Regions from separate parts of the Mus musculus genome. Here regions 1 and 3 are each linked to region 2. Evidence: chromatin loops called from intact Hi-C (ENCODE). Cell type or tissue: left cerebral cortex. All regions are shown on one strand. Links, peaks and the distances in the headings refer to the core of each region. The heading gives the core; the rest is flanking DNA.

Region 1 (5,000 bases), core at 1-5,000, 69 kb before region 2:
TGTATTTTTTTTTTCTGTCTGTGCCTTGGAATCGTTGAATCATCAACATTGTGGACTTTAATGAGAGATGCTGGGTACTTTTGTATTTTTATATTCCTAGGCCTTCCTTTGGGGTGCAGTAACTTGGAAACAGTTAAAGTCTTTTTGGTCTTTAAGACCTGTCCAGCAGTATCATAGTGTTTAAGGCTAATTATTTCTCTACTCCTGAAGCCAGAGTCTTCTGAATAATTCACAGTGATCTCTAGACTATGGTATTTTCCTAGGTTGGTTTGTGAGGACAGACATGATTCCCAAAACCATGAGCTCTTCCTCATTGTCTTGGATAGATAGATGGTCTTCAGAGTTCCGTGCGTGCGTCTTGACATCAGTGCTCTGGTCACTGTTCTTCTGAGTCTATGAGGGACATCTCCAGGTTGTCTCTCCACACTGTGCTGGTATGCTTGGATCTTGCACATCTTTCATGAGCTCTCAGGTAAAAGATTTAGTTTACAGTGCAGTACTGTTCAGAGATGAGGTTTTGGGACGTTCGATGAGGCAAGGGTCTAATCTCATGAATGGGTTCATAAGATTCAGAATTTGAAAAGAAAATATGTGTATGCATGTGTCTGTGTGGATATGTGCAGGTGCGTGCTCCTATGAGTGCACAGAGGCCATAAGGGGATACCGGATTGTTGTGAGCTGGAGTTATAAGCTCCTGACTTATTATGTGGCACTGGCTCTGAACCTGACTCCTCATGATCGCACAGCAAACTCAGCAAGTGCTCTTAGCTTGCTCTCTCCGGTGATGAATGCTTTGTTTTTCTTGAGACAGGTTCCTTTTCTTTAAAAATTAAAAAAAAAAAAAATCTGCATATAGATGTTTTACTGCATATGTCTACATACCAGGTGTGTGCCTGGACAAGGCCAGAAAGGAGAATCTGATCCCCTCGACCTGGAGCTCTAGACGTTCATTAGCTACCATGTGGGCGCTGGAATAGAGTCTGGGTCCTCGAAAGAGCAGCTAATGCTCTTTTCCGCTGAGCTACCTCGCCAACCTCTCGAGGCAGGTCTATGTAGCCTTCGCTTACCTGGTACTTGAAATATAGTTCAGGTTGGCCTTGAACTCACAGTTCTCCTACTTTCACCTCCCAAGTGTTTCATGATCCCAGGCTTCTGCTACTACCCCTGGCTTAGATTCTGAACCTTTTAGGTAAGTTAGTCACAGAGTAATGGCAGTTTCATACCCTCTTACTTGTCTTCCTCCGAAGTCTTCCCTTTGGCACCTATATCACAAATTCAGTCTCTACAGATGTGGAGTCTATCTATCTGCTGTCAGGGCCTGGGGACACCAGCAGGTCACTGGGAGTGGCCGCCTTTGAAGGCTGTATTGTGTTCCTTGGTTCTTCCTGTCTCCCTTTTCTGGCTGCCACAAGATGTGCAGCGCCACTTTCCTGTTTACTTGCACTGTGATGGCCTGCCAAGCTTGTCTCAGGTACCAAAGAATGGGGGTAAATGACCAAGACTGAAAGCCATGAGTCAAATTTCTTCTTAAATTGTTCCTCTCTGGCATTTTGTCATAACAATGCAAACCTCACACAAGTAGATACTTTTTAGTCTCCCAGAATTCTCAGATCCAGGTTTTTTTTAAAAAAAAAGAATTAATTTTATGTATATGAGTACACTGTAGCTGTCTTCAGACACACCAGAAAAGGGTATCAGATCCCATTACAGATGGTTGTGAACTATCATGTGGTTGCTGGGATTCGAACTCAGGACCTTTGGAAGAGCAGTTCATGCTCTTAAGCACTGAGCCATCTCTCCAGCCCCTCTACCAGGTTTCTTACCCTAGAGGTCTCTGGATGGTGACTTCCTTAGCTTTATCTGGTCCAGAAGGTATTTTGCTTCTGTTTTTGAAAGATTTTCTTTTACCTTAAAAAACTGCTCATCCACAACGACAGGAAGCAAACAAATATCTCAGAATTGTTTTGAAGCCATTCATACTTTGAACCCAACATGGTGGCGCACGCCTTTAATCCCAGCACTTGGGAGGCAGAGATAAGCGGGTTTCTGAGTTCAAGGCCAGCCTGGTCTACAGAGTGAGTTCCAGGACAGCCAGGACTATACAGAGAAATCCTGTCTTGAAAAACCAAAATAAATAAATAAATAAATAAATAAATAAATAAATAAAATAAAAATAGAAGTTGAGGATGTAGCTCAGTGATGTGAGTACTCACCTACTGTTTGATCCCAGTGTTAATACATGCAGAAAAACCCAATTTAAAAGTGCATATATGAAGGCTAGGTGTGCTGCTCACTATAGTGCTGTAATGTAGTCAGAGCCAGGAGAGTTGCTCCAAGCTCAAGATCAGTCTATTCTCTACAGCAAGTTCGAGATGAGTGTGGAAAACACAGTGAGACCCTTTCTCCAAAGGAAATACACACACACACACACACACACACACTCCCTAGCGCAACCCGATGAACAACAACAACAACAACAAAATTCCTGATTCTCTTTATTGAGAAGGCTCCTAAAAGTATGTACACATATATCAAAACTAAAGAGGCTCCCGCCCAAGGGTTCACCTTTGCTTTTTCTTTTAGCATGTACTAAGCAATGGGTTCCTCTGTGGCAAGAATTTTGTGTGTATGCCAATGTGCTGGCCCATGAGAAGTCCAGAGGGTGACATCAGGTTGGCTGCCTTCCTCTGCTGTTCGCCACCTGAACTTTCAAAGCAGGACCTCTCATTTGGTCTAAACTTCCACATGTCGGCTAGACTGGCTGGCAAGTGAGCCCTTGGGGTCCGCTCATTTGCAAACCCCCTCCCCAGGTGCTGAGGTACAGACACATGCTCTCACATGCTCACCTCCCGAGTGCTAGGATTTTCCATGGATGCTGCGGATCTGAACTCAAGTCCTGATGCTTGTACGGCAAGCCCTTTAAGACCGAGCCAACTCTCCCTGTCCCTCATTGTGACATTTCTTCAAATACAGGTGTATGTGTATACGTGTGTGTGTGTGTGTGTGTGTGTGTGCAAGTGGAGGCCAGAGAACAACCCTGGGTGTCATCCCCGGGCACACTCTCCACCTTCCCTGACACAGTCTCTGATTAACCAATTAGGTGGGCTCCAAGGATCCCCCTATCTCCTCCATCTTCCCAGTCTGGAACTACAAGATCATGCCATGTCACCTTGCAAGTGTAGTGTATTCTGAGGATCACATTAAGTCTCCATGCTTGCAAGACAGGTACTTTACCAATGGAATATCTTCCCTGCTCCCTTGTATTCATACATGAATATAATGTACTTTGGTCATATTCATACTGTTACCCTTTTGGGTCCCCTTCCCCATCACATTCTGTATCTCAAATATTCCCCCCACCATGTATGTATGTTATGACAGGGTCTCATGCAACAACTTTACAATGTAGAATCACATGGGAAAAGGGAACCTTAATTGAAGAACAGCTTTGATCAGATTGACCTGTGGCCATGTTTATGGTAAATTGTGTTCACTGATAATTAGTGGGGGGCAGGGAGACCCAAGCCCACTATGGGTGGCACCATTCCCTTTGGCAGGGAGATACATTAAAAAGAAAAAGAAAAAGCTGGCTGAGCATAAATCAGTGAGTGGACCAGTAAAGATCATTCTTCCATGGTTTGTTTCAGTTCCTGCCTTGACTTTCCTTGATGGGACTGTAACCTGAAACTGTAAGTAGAAATAAACCCTTTCCTCTCCAAGTTGCTTTCGGTCATGGTATTTATCACAGCAACAAAGGAAACTAGGCTACCCCTTGATAAACCGCTCTGTCTAGGTAGGCCTGTTGCTGACTGGGAGAACCACCAACATTCCTGAAGAAAAAAGGTGTGATGTAAGGAGCAGTGACATTGTTAAAACTGTCTGCCTACACAGACTTGAGGGGTAGTGACCTCTTCTCAAGGTGGCCTTGCTCATGTGGGGCTTCTGATCCTGATGACGTTAAGATCCCTATAGACAGCTCTGGGTTTGGGGAACTGTCTTCCAATTCTGCATGTCCATTCTCTAGAACCAGGTGGTGCTCTAGATTTGGGGAAGTAAAAAAAAAAAAAAAAATGGGTGCATAGAGAACATAAAGTTGAACAGGCTGCTCACCGAGATGGGCTGTAGCATCCTGTAACAACCACGAAGTTTGCATTCTTAGCAGCTGGAGACTTCTGGCAATGGAAACTAAAGCAGTCAGTGGCAGTGACCACAAGCCAGAAACTGAAACCACACTCTAATTCTGCACAAGATTGCCAGCCCCGGCTGTTTTCATTGTGTCTTGACTACAAGGATTACATCTAGTTGCATGTACTATAACAGCCTCAGAGCAGACTGAAGCCCATGTAGCCTGCCGCCACTTGTACTAACTCTCAAAATGTCAGCACCAACAACTAACCTTCTAGCAAAGATACAGCGCCTAGAGTCAACAAGCCAATGCCACTCTAGAAACAAAATGTGGAGACTGTCCAAAATGTCTCTGAAGCATGGGCAAAGGGAGACCAGAGAACAAAGCAGACGGGTTTTCTTTTTCTTTCACTTTCTCCCTTCCTTTCTTCCTTCCTCCCCTTCCTCACTCCCTTCCTTCCTTCTTTCTTTTTTTCTTTTTTTGTTTGTTTTTCGAGACAGGGTTTCTCTGTGTAGCCCTGGCTGTCCTGGAACTCGATCTGTAGACCAGGCTGGCCTCGAACTCAGAAATCCACCTGCCTCTGCCTCCCGAGTGCTGGGATTAAAAGCGTGCGTCACCACGCCCGGCTCCTTCCTTCCTTTCTTTTTCATTTTGTGTGTGTGTGTGATATTTAACTATGTAGCTGACTGACCTGGTACTATCTAGCCCAGGCTAGCCATCAAATTAAAACAATTCTCTTGCTTCAACCTCTACGGTGCTGGGATTGCAGACAGAAAACTTGATATTTTTTCCCTTGAGAAAAACAAAACTGGACTTACCATCTATGTGAACGCTGTGCCAAATCTAGGAGTGGACAGTGTGTTAAAGGATATGG
Region 2 (6,422 bases), core at 725-5,724:
CTAAGCTGTGAGTCTTGGGGCCTCTACCACATAGCTCAGCCATGACATCGTTCTCAGAGTCTTTCCTTCTTTTTACAACACAGGACGTGCTGGGTAGTTTTATGTCAAGTTGACACATCCTAAAGTCACTTTGAGAGGAGGCAACTTTGAGAGGAGGAAGAAAAATGCCTTGTTAAGATTGGGCTATACACAGGCCTGTGGGACATTTTCTTAATCAGTGATTGATGGGGGAGGACCCAGCCTGCTGCGGTAGTAGTATCAGCCTACTACCTCCTTGCGCTGGTAGTCCTGGGTTCTATAAGAAAGCAGGCTGAGCAAGCCACGGGAAGCAAGCCATTAAGCCGCATCCCCCATGGCCTCTGCATCAGCTCTTGCCTCTGAGCTCCTGCCCTGACTTTGATGATGAACTGTGATGTGGAAATAGAAGTCAAATAAACCCTTTCACCTCAATGTGCTTTTGGTCATGGTGTTTCACCACAGCAATAGTAACCCTAACAAAGACAGAGGGTAGCACTAACTTCATATGATCATTGTGATTATGATCAAAGTGAAGGACATACATATGGAGCTCCCCCCATGCATGGATGATTGAGATACGTGTGTTTGTGTGTGTGTGTGTGTGTGTGTATTCATTAACTAGGGTGATGCACATGACCTTGCTCTTTTTTTGACACAAGGCCTTGATTTATAATCCATGCTTGACCTGAACTCATGAATACTTCCACCCTACCTCCTAGAGCTGAGATTACAGGTGTGAGTCACCACACCAGGCTGGATAACACTCACTGAGATTTCTATGTGCCAGGAACTACATGAACTTCCCTATTTGACCTTCACTACATTTCTAGGAGGCAGCACTATCATTACCTTAGATTATGATCATGAAAACTAGCACAATGGTTTGCCCAAGTCACTCCACTATCAGGTTGTGGGGAAGATAAGGGGACCAGATAGCCTTATTCCAGAGTCAATCCCTGGAACAGCCTAAAAGTCCTCATGGATAAAGTTAACTTCCCTTCCTCTAAGATATCTTATCCACTATGTGCTCATCTTGGAGAACTGTACCTGCAAGACACCCTTCCAGGGGAACAAGTGACCTGAATCAGAACTACCAGTGAGTGGTGACCTCTCTCTGGGTCACTGTGCAGCTTTTCACCCAGAGAAATCTGAGGCCTACTAAGCCATCTAAAGAACTTTTAGGATTTAGTTGTAATAGCTGCCATGGCTGTTTGCATGCCCATATAGACTGACAGTTCAATACTATACAATGTAGATTCCAAGAAAAGCTAAGTCCAGAAAACCAGTTGACCACTTAGCTCGGTAACTGGTACCCAAAGAGTGTACCTCTAAGTGGGTACAACTTTCAAATACAGTTGTTGACTGGGGGAGGCACAAATCACCGAAGAACATGGGGCCCAGCTTGTCCTGTAGCTAAAGCTTCAGAGGTACATTCTCAGTTAAGGTTACCTGTTTAAAAGACAGTATTTATTTGGGGGCATTATATATGTCTGTTTTGCATTTACCTTCATTTTTTTCCATTAGTTTTTTTTTTTTTTTAAGTACTGAACACCAGGCTAAATCCATCAGAAAATCTGGTATTGAATCTTGGATCGAGTTGGATTTTCTTTGTATTTTTTCTGCAAGTCACCTTTCTTTGGTGTCCTTATTCACAAAGCTGGGATTTAATATATGTTTTGTGATGAGCTACAAGGAGTCTTAAGAGATCCTGGCATGGTAGAATGCTTTAATTTTATATCCACTGTATGCCATTATTCATAAGACTATGCAAGGCTACTGATTGAGTAAAAACTAGAACCTATACTTTTGGGAGCCCAGGGTAATATTCAACTATTCATGAACTACACCTATTACCTATGCACTGAGATTTTTATAAGCACCAAGAGATGAAGCAATGGCTAGAAATACCACCAACCAATGAGGCCTGATGCCAAGGAACACATCTATGCCCAAAGTGAGAAGCCTACCAGGATGCCAAGCCTAACACAAGAAAAATGTCTGGATTCCATTAAAAATGAAACTGAGGTCACGGAGATGGACTAGCAGGTAAGAGCAACAGGTATACAAACCTAATGGCCTCAGTCCAATCCCCAGATCGTTCAACATTTCAGAGAGAGAGGTAGATGTTCTCTAACCTTCACATGCTTGAATTTGCACATATGCGTGCGCGCATGCGCATGCATACACACACACACACACACACACACACACACACACACACACACACACAAATAGTAAACATAATGTTGACCTACAACTCTTAGAAGCCTGCCCTCACCTTAACTTCCTTAACCATGCCTGGCTACTGAATTTTCTACTTAAAGTAAACCTCACCTTCTATTTAAAGTAAACCTTACCACAGAGAAACAGATTTTGAACTGATAATCAGCCTGGTTCATTAGCGTTCTCAGCTTCCCACTTAGGGAACTGAGCAGGTACTCGGAGCAGTCCTGGAGTGAGCAGAGATCAAAGTTTTCATGACAATGAAAATGGAGATAAACTGAGCAAGGTTACATTAATAAACTGCTTGTATCACGTGACAATTTTCTGTGAAAATCCAAAGCTGTGTAAAAAGCTCCTCACAGTTCACAGTGATGATGAGAGCTGGAGAATTTTATGGCTAGTTAGTCAGGGGCATTACACCTAAACATTTGCAGTCCAACGCATACACCCATAAGAAACGCCAGGTTTAGGAGCAGTATTTGCAATCCAACCCATGTAAGAAATGGCAGAAGAAGCAGCACTATTTTATTAGTTGATACAAAATATCAGGCATGCACTATCATAACCTATGCGGAATATTTTTTTAAAGTTTAAAATGGATTATTTTAAAGAAAAAATGTAAACATGTATCGTTTTTGCTTCCACTGGAAACTATCAATAAAATTTTAAAAAGAAGCATTTGAATTAAACCCTGAAGAGAAATTTTATTATTTGCTTTTAAGAGAATGTATTCATCATTTTTCCTCAGGTAGATGGCATGGTTACCTGTTCCCCGCTGAGCTTTCTGTTAAGTGAACATCAAGTTGCTGGTGACTGAGTGCTAGAAGAACCTGGCTGCAGCCACGGCCACACTGCACACACGGTCTTCCCTCGAACATGCTCAGGAGGAACTGCCATCACACAATTGTGCCAGGCACAGGTGCTCGACACAAGCGCCCTGAAGGTCAACAGGTCCTGTCATCTCAGGAAGGCCTTCAGACACACAGGTTTCCTTTTATTATCGTTCTTTTTACAAAAAAAGAAAAGTTTCTTGAAAAAGAAACGTTCTCAGGACTTAATATCTATTTTATAAACAATTATATAATCTTGTTTTTTTTAAGACAGTGAGGGAATGTGGTTTTTGGTTGTTGCTGTTAGACATTTATAAATACTGGCGACACCTACCGGCAGAAAATATATATTTCTGTTCAGTCGCCTTTTGTGCTAATGAAACTTGCCCTGAAACCCACTTAAGTTTCTTTTTCCAATCTAGCCTATCTTCATTATTGGGAAGTGATTTATAGCTGACCAACAAAGTCGGAGCCATCAAGTTGTGTAAAGTGTACTTTGATTATGGTAAAGACAATTATATTAATAAAACTCAATGGTGATCCCTGAAAAATACCAATATTCCCCAAAAGCACTCACCTCCCATCCTTGTTTTTACATAATTACATCCCCACAAAGGGAAAATAAGATATACTTTATTTTGTGGATCCTATTAGTAGTGAGGAAAATTAGCATAACTGTTCCTGAAATGCTACAGCACATATATATCTACAGACTATGACTAACAAGGGAAGAAGGAATAAGCAGACAGGTTCACTCAAGCCTTTACCACAGGACCCCAAAACTCAAGACAAAAAGATGAAAAAAAAAAAAAAAGCCTGGTCAGAATTCCCAGCGATTTTCACTCTTATCTTCTCTGGCCCACTTTAATGTATTAACCAAACCAGGTATGCTTTATCTCCTCCCAGGAGTTGGAGAAGCCACCAGTCCCATTGCTACTGAAAACTCATATCCATTCTAGGCTCTATCAACCTGAACTCCATGACGGTACCAAACAGATGAGAGCCCACTACACTTCCACAGCTGCTGAGACTACAAACTCTACAAATATTCAACTAGCTACGGAAAGGCCAGAGGCTTATCTTGTGCTCAGCAAACAAAAAGGAGGATCTAACCAGAATCTGGTGGAGTCCTGTTGAAGGGAGGCAATCTTGTTGGAGGAAATGGATCTCTGATGCTACCAACCCCCAAAACACACCTATACAGAATTCAGAGCGTCAAGGGCACACACCAAGCAGACCTACATGTGTTGTGTAGGTGGAATCAACAGTGCTGTGACAAGGCGGGACACACACCTGCCTCCAGCGTCACTGCCCACCCCGAGTCTCTCAGAGTGAGGCAGAGGAAAGTGGAGAACGAACACACACACACACACACACACACACACACACACACACACACACAGACACAGACACAGACAGACGACATGATGAGCTGGTCCTACGGACTCCACCACAGCAAAACTGGAGTCTGATAAGACAATTAACTGTCTTCTCTAAAACCTTGAAAAAGAATGAGAATCGTCTTCTCCCCCAACTGAACCTAACCAACTTCTAAGGGCAGTCAGCAATTTGCCAGAGACAGGACACATGGGGGTGGGAGAGGAAAGCCTAAGAAAGCCAAACTGAGAGGACTCCCTGGATTACCCAAGGGCACTGCCCCTCTCCCCGCGCCCAAGTTCCCAGAATGGGAACTGTTTCTAGCATTTCAAGTCAGCTTCCCATTCACCAACGTTTTAGCTCGTTTTCAGCAGTCATGAAGGAGAGCCTCAATTACTCATTTAGCTCAGACCCAAAATGAACGACACCCTTCCCCCAACCTCCTTTATTGGTTACTTGTGACAAGTAAAGGTGCCCTGTCCCGCCCTTGCTCTCAAACAGCTACAAAACCAAGTGTGTCTGGTGAAATGTCTGAACCGGTCCCCAAGAACTTAGCTCTCTTAACCCCGGCCGGGGACGGGGAGACATTGCTTTACGAGGCTCTCTCTCGACACCCGGGCCTTCCTAACAGGGCAGCGGGTAGGTAGGTGCCTTTGCAGGCTCTAGACAGAGACTGGGGTTCGGTCTGCCAGTCGCTCGGAAGGAAAGAAGCAGCATCAAAGATCTGCGGTTCCCGAGCTCAGGGAGCAGGGCAGCGATAGAGGACCCACAGAGAAGGCGTGAGAGGGAACACTTGAAGGGGCGATCTGGAGAAGCGCAGCACGTGGGGGAGACGGAGAGAAAGCGAGCGGTACACAGGGTGAGGTGGCAGAGAAGCCCGGAGGTGCAGGTGTGTGGAGGGCGCGTCCTACCTCGTCCTTGGCCACCCCGCTGCCCAGGGGCGCCTCCAAGCTGCAGTTTGCCCTCTTGACAGTGAGGTAGAAGGGGTAATCCTTGGCCACCATGGCGGCTGCCGGGCCTGCCCTTTGAGATGTCACCGCTAATTTCAGGCGACAACAAAAATCCCGGGTAAAAGAGGGCCCGAGCTCCACGATGCAGGCGACGGCGATGCGAACACCTACAGCTGCTTCTTGCAGAGTGGACCTGACGCCTAAGCTCCACCGGGAAGGGCGGGGCCGCTTTAAGCCATGCCCACTGAGGGAGGGCGGGTAGGCGGGACTAGAGAGGCCCACCCCGCCCTCCAAGGAGCGCCAGGTGCGAACTTACAGACGCCTCCTGAGGCTGGGGCGGTTCTGCAGACTTTGGGGACCTCAGGGGACGCTTGCGTGGAGCTGCCAGACCCCAGACCGCTACATAGCTTGTAGCAAGGAAACCAGGACCCTAGGCAAACGCTGATAGAGCAGGGGGCAAGTCCCAAGCCAGGCTCTCACTTTCCGAGGGGTTAGGGGAGGAAACCTGCGTGTGCAGGGTTTCTCTACATCTCTGGCTGTCCTGGATACATTTTACTAAAAATAAGCTTTAGTAGGTAAAAGCAGTCCAAACAGTAAAATGCACCCATTTTAAGTGCAGTTCAAAAAGCACCGTGAAACCAAGCTCCAAAGCTGAGAGACAAATACTTTCCACCACGCAGTACGGAAGGAACGGAGTCCCCTCTAACCATCCCCTCTCCTCCCCCACCACACAGGCCCCTACACCTACAGCCTACACCCACGCTGGACTGATTCAGTCTGTTTCCAGCTTAGAGCGAAGACCACGCTTTTGGGGATCTTTTCTGGGGAAACACTGACGTTTTAAATGCCCAAGAAGTAATTACAAGATCGTTGCTGCAGCCCAGACCAACCTATAAAAAAAAACCAAACACACACACACACACACACACACACACACAAAACCCCAACAACAACAACAAACAAAAAACAAAACGAAACAAAACAAACAAAACCCTAAAAACAATGGTAACAGTCTTTAGTAAGA
Region 3 (5,000 bases), core at 1-5,000, 92 kb before region 2:
AAAAACTTAAAATACAAAACCTTCTAAAACATATAATCTGCCATTACTTACAGTGAACATAATCTTTCCATCTCAAAATTCTCCCCAAGGTTGAATATATGCTAAACTTTGCAATTTCACAACTGGTCAAATAAAAAGCTAACTTAAATTCTAGATTATAAAGCCACTCGTGGCGGTGTTAGGAGGCTAAAGTAGTAGTATCCAAGTTTTGAGTTTGAGGCCAGCTTGGAATTCACAGGGAGCATGGGGGAGGAGGGAGCATTCATCTCTGTTTTCTGATTACAGATGTTTTGTCATGTGATTATCTGCCAGGCTTGTGCTGTTATGACTTCTCAGCATAATCAACTATACCCTGAAACTGTGAGCCAAAATAAACCCTGCCTCCCTAAATAAAAATATAATTTAGACTATTAGGAATAACCTCACTAGAGTTGAGTAGTTCCAAGTTGTCTATACATGTTCAAATTCCATTTATTAAGTGACAAGTGACTTCTCAGTACTTCAGTTTTTCTGTAAAATGGACATATACCTACCACAAAGAATCGTTGAGATGTAATTATGTACAAAGAGCAATGTCTACAACCTATCAAGTACAATATTGCTTGCCAGTATACCACTAAAATGGCAGCATTTAGATATCATGCTATTGTCATCAAGGAAACTTTCAAGAGCTGGACAAGTTCCTATTTCTGTGAAACTTTAGCACTTAGGAAACTTGAGACAAGAGGATGGCTGCATGTTTGATGGCAGCATGGCCTATAAATTATACTGAATGGTATTTTAAGAAATTGTTTAAAAATTAACATCCAAACTTTAAGTTTCACCAGAAAACAGTTAAGACTGGTAAATCTATAAAAAAAAATTTTTATACTAGCAAGTCAGATGACCATTAGTACCAAGCTAAATCCTAAACATACTTTCAAACCTTCTCATCAATGATGGAAGGAAACTTAACAGTCTCTATACTATTTTGTTTTCCTTCCAACCATTTGTTCTGTGTTGCACACTATATCCAATTAAGTGATGTTTAAAGAGAGAGAGAGAGACAGACAGACAGAGACAGGTAAGGCTGGTATTGCTTATTTTCAATCCCAGCACTCTGAAGAGAACGGTAGGTGGATCTCTGTGAGTTCCAAGGCAGCCAGGACTATGTAAAAGGCTGTAAGGCTGTCTTTAAAAAAAAAAAAAAAAAGGAAAAAGACTCTTGTAACTGTTCTAAAGTGACAATGTTTTTAACTATAAAATTGAAATTCAAAGACTAACTTCTCCCAATTTAGAATAAAATCTGAGATGGGTAAAATAGTTACTTGAAAGCGCTGTATTAATAGATCATGATATCACCTGTAATTCCACCTAGCAGGAAGGCTGAGACAGGAGCATTTCAAGTCGAAGGGCTGAACAACTTAAGGAGATTCTATTATTTGGTTTTTGTAAAGTTTTGATTTGACCCTATTATGTACTATTTGAACAACTGCTGCCTGATTTACAGTAAGATATTAAGAATTATTTTCAGTAAAAATTTAAAAAAACCCTACCATGTTTTTCTAACTACAACCTCCCTTACAATTGAGAAAGTAAAAATCATATCCCTAGGCAAAATGGAAACTATCTCATTTCCCCCAAGGAATACATCAGACTCCACGGAAAAAGCAGCTAAGGTTTATACTCCCTAATTCCCTGTGCCACTTTTAGTATGTTCAAGGGCAGTCATTTTAGAGCAACTTCTGGATTTGGCTTATGAAATTTAAGAAGTACATACTACCTTACTAAATTTTCAAACAGAATCCTAAAGGACTCTAAGCCAGTTTTCTGGTCCCTTTTTAAAGTCTTGTTTTAATGATTTGTTCAAAGCCTTAGTCATTTAAAATCCAAAATAGGATGTCAAAAAGGTTTGATACAGCTTGAAACTGTTAAGCCCTTACTACATTATGAGGCCCTACTTAAAAGTACTTCTCACCTTTTCTACCAACTGGCGGTTGGGGATGAGTATCTAACTTTTCTTGTATCAGCACAGCCATACACACCTTAACGACATCAAGTGAATTCACTGTCTTGCCCTACACCCTAAAGTATTACATCATTTAAAGAGTATTTCTAGAAACATTCACTTCAGCCGGCAAAGATCAACTTCATCCTTCTCTGCATGGTTTCTCATGCTATTTCCTTCGCTTTGTCATCCATTTAGAAAGGAACTTTCTTTATACTTTCATAATCTCAGTTGTGCAGAGAGTTGGTTACCCAGATGCACGGTTCCAATCAAGATTCTAAATCTTCAGATATTCAAATGACAAAAAAAAAAGATTTGGGAAATAAACAATTAAAAAAAAAAACACGCAGTAAGAAGGTAAGTGTTTAAGTCAAATCCAGAAAATTCCAAATTATCGGACAGTCAAAACCTACTCTAAGAAAAAAAAAAGTGTACGTTTTACAATATGGCACTAAGATCTCAAAAAGTAAGCAACCCAACTGTTCCTATAATCGTTTAAGAAAAGTCATTCTAGGCTTGGAAGTTATACAGAAGAACCTACGTAAGCTAATGCTTTTCCAAAAAAAAAAAAAAAAAAACTACATGGAAATGAAGTGTGATGGAAAACTGCATGGAGCGCATATACTAATGGAGAGTTTTCTAAATAGAAGACGCTGACATCGAGCACATTTCAAGTAGACACACAGAGCTGAAGAATTTCCACAGTGAGAAACACTTGTCCTTAGAACGCAGTGGCCTTGGAGAAAGCCTCAGAATCCATGGCCACAGGCTACTTCCACAAGCAGACTTCTCAGAAGCATCTTTAGGAGGCCACCATCAGCTTCTCTGCCTTCGGGGCTTGGGGGAAAAGAGGGGCACCGAGCACCATCTTTCCGCTCGGGGAGCCGCAGCCTTATGGAAACGCTTCAAACCTGAGCTACTTCCAACTTCCACGGGGAGAGGGGGAGCGGCGGAGCGTGGTTCCACCCTATCCTCTCGCACCAAGGGCGGCTGGGCGGCCGTGGCCGTGAGCGGAGAGGCTGCTGGCGCTTGCGTGCGTGTTTACGTGTCTCGGATGGGTGTGGGGAGAGGAGACAGAGAGGTCTTAATGAAAAAGATGGAGGGGGAGGGAAGCGAGAGAGGGGGTGGGAGGAAGGGGAGGCACCACCTTTCTTTTCTCTGCTCTTCCTGGGGATCTGAAAACTCCGCCTAAAAGGCCTTTCCGGCTCTTCGGCGCCTTTGGGCAGAGCGGCCGCGGCCGCTTCGGAGGTTTGCTGAGGCTGCTCGTGGCCGTAGCTCCGGGCGGCTTCAGCTGCCGCGGTCTCCTCAGGCCCCGCGCCGCCGCCGCCGTCGCCGCCGCCATTTTGTAGGGAGGACTCAAGCTCCGGAAGCGCTGGCTTCATCCCGTCGTCTCCGCCGCCGCCGCCGCGGCTTTTCCAGCTCGCGTCCGTCGAAGGGGCCTCCGTCTCCGCGGCAGTCGCCATCGCGCGGGCGTGAGGCGCTCCAGGGAGCTTCCGCCCACAAGGTCGACGGGCGTAGGGGAGGAAGGGCGGCGGGCCAGGCCGCCGAGGTCTCGGCCCACCCGGCCCCTCCGCCCCCGGGGACCGCACTCCAGCCACAGAGACGCCTCTTAACCGCCACCGCGGCCCTAAGCGTGCCTCTCGCCCCGGGAGCTGCTCCGGATTCGGGCGGCTTTTCAACCGGCCCTGGCTACCCAACGTGCTCGCGTCGGGCCCGGGAGGGGGCGGGGCCTCGGCGGACCCGCTCTACCAATAGAAATGCAGAGCCCGCCTCCGCGACTGCAGAGAGACCGTTCCAGGAGGGCGGAGCCTCGCGATGCCGAGCCCGCCAAAAGAGGAGAGTGCCACGCCCGGGGAAAGCGTCGACGCCATCGCTTCAGAGTGAGGGCTTGGGCTTGGCAGCATTCTGCGGATTCCTGGGCCCTGCCCTCTCCGCACTGCGTTTGACGGAGGCAAGCCCAGAGGACGTCTTTCGGACAGTACTCTTGCAAGTAAGCACCTTCTTTCCTCCGGAGGTCTGTGGACCAAACCCGGCACATAATTGGCTGATCCTGGTCGTGTGATCGGTCTGCTCTGAGCTGATCTTCCAAAGGACCAGAATTCGAGCTCCAGCCGACATAGGACAACTCAACCAGCAGTTAGTCACTTCAAAGAATCCAAGTCCTTTTCTGGCCTCGGAGGGCACTAGGTATACGTGTGGTGCTCTATCATAAATGCAGGCAAGCCACCTATATGCATAAAGACTATAAACAAACAATAAGAAAGGCAGTGAAGAGAGATAAGAAAATGGCCTCCAGTGATAAGCAGGGTGATAACATCCTATTCCATCCAGACTTTCTGCTTTCCCAGTAGATCACGAGCACTGGTCGTACTCCAGACCAAAGCACTACATAAGCAAACATTCAATATTTGGGATTCTTCCGCACAATTTACAACCTAATGATGGGAGGCACGAATGCTCGCACACCTAGAAGAATGTTCGACCACCTAGAAGAAAACAATTTGATAGTGAAATGAAGGGAGGGCCTTTCAATAGTTTCTTTCTAGGTAAGGGGTTCTGAGTTACCATCTGTATAGACACATTCTCACAACAGATACCAAGTAGATGCTTTTGCACAATTTAAATGTTGAAATTTAGGCAAATTGAGATGACAAAAGCCAGGTCTAATTTCATCCAAAGTATTTATACAGCCTAAGGCCTAGTTTTCAAGCAGCTCCGGCCCAATAATGCATTTGATGAAGAAACACGGGATACTTTTTACTCAAGATCTCTAAGCAACAGCAGCAGGACGCCCAGGTCTTTGTCCCCCAACACCTCAATATTACTGAAGGAATTGTTAGGCCAAGATAATAAACTGCAAAAGAGCCACAGCCTCTGTCAAGTGATTGGTACTTGAAGAGCTCTCCAAGAGCAGCAGAGGATCTGGGATAAGCATCCATTGTTTGGCATCGTGTGTAGTGTAAAACCTGCACCTCTGTGAACCAAATCAAGGAAAAGTGTATGTAAATCAGTT

What was found. A loop is a pair of places that touch in the nucleus more often than their neighbours do. Peaks named below come from ENCODE experiments on the same cell type or tissue, not always from the same donor. Only the 100,000 strongest peaks of a DNase experiment are listed, where the experiment ranks them.
Region 1: it touches region 2 in a loop (3-fold over the local background); 24 of 42 quality-filtered maps call a loop at or near these places.
Region 3: it touches region 2 in a loop (2.4-fold over the local background); 16 of 42 quality-filtered maps call a loop at or near these places.

Annotation. Positions count from the first base shown.
Region 1 is chr14:27,404,810-27,409,809 of GRCm38, reverse strand. Gm52095 (a long non-coding RNA gene) reads left to right here. Exons shown (of 4, transcript XR_003951011.1): 4 at 3,648-3,928. Among named protein-coding and RNA genes, the nearest start is that of Gm34702, 7.0 kb to the right of the region's middle. In left cerebral cortex, for the core only: no CTCF peak of the experiment used is centred there; no DNase peak of the experiment used is centred there.
Region 2 is chr14:27,335,207-27,341,628 of GRCm38, reverse strand. Arhgef3 (Rho guanine nucleotide exchange factor (GEF) 3) reads right to left here and starts at 5,592. Exons shown (of 10, transcript NM_001289687.1): 1 at 5,360-5,592. The coding sequence starts at 5,452. In left cerebral cortex, for the core only: a CTCF peak has its summit at 3,402 (motif pointing left); DNase peaks (open chromatin) are centred at 4,296, 4,927, 5,005, 5,622 and 1 more place; H3K4me3 peaks cover 3,130 bases; H3K27ac peaks cover 2,316 bases.
Region 3 is chr14:27,427,519-27,432,518 of GRCm38, reverse strand. It overlaps Tasor (transcription activation suppressor), which reads right to left and starts at 3,685. Exons shown (of 24, transcript NM_001114879.2): 1 at 3,135-3,685. The coding sequence starts at 3,450. Gm52095 (a long non-coding RNA gene) reads left to right here and starts at 3,892. Exons shown (of 4, transcript XR_003951011.1): 1 at 3,892-3,977. In left cerebral cortex, for the core only: a CTCF peak has its summit at 2,967; DNase peaks (open chromatin) are centred at 2,973 and 3,739; H3K4me3 peaks cover 2,093 bases; H3K27ac peaks cover 1,806 bases.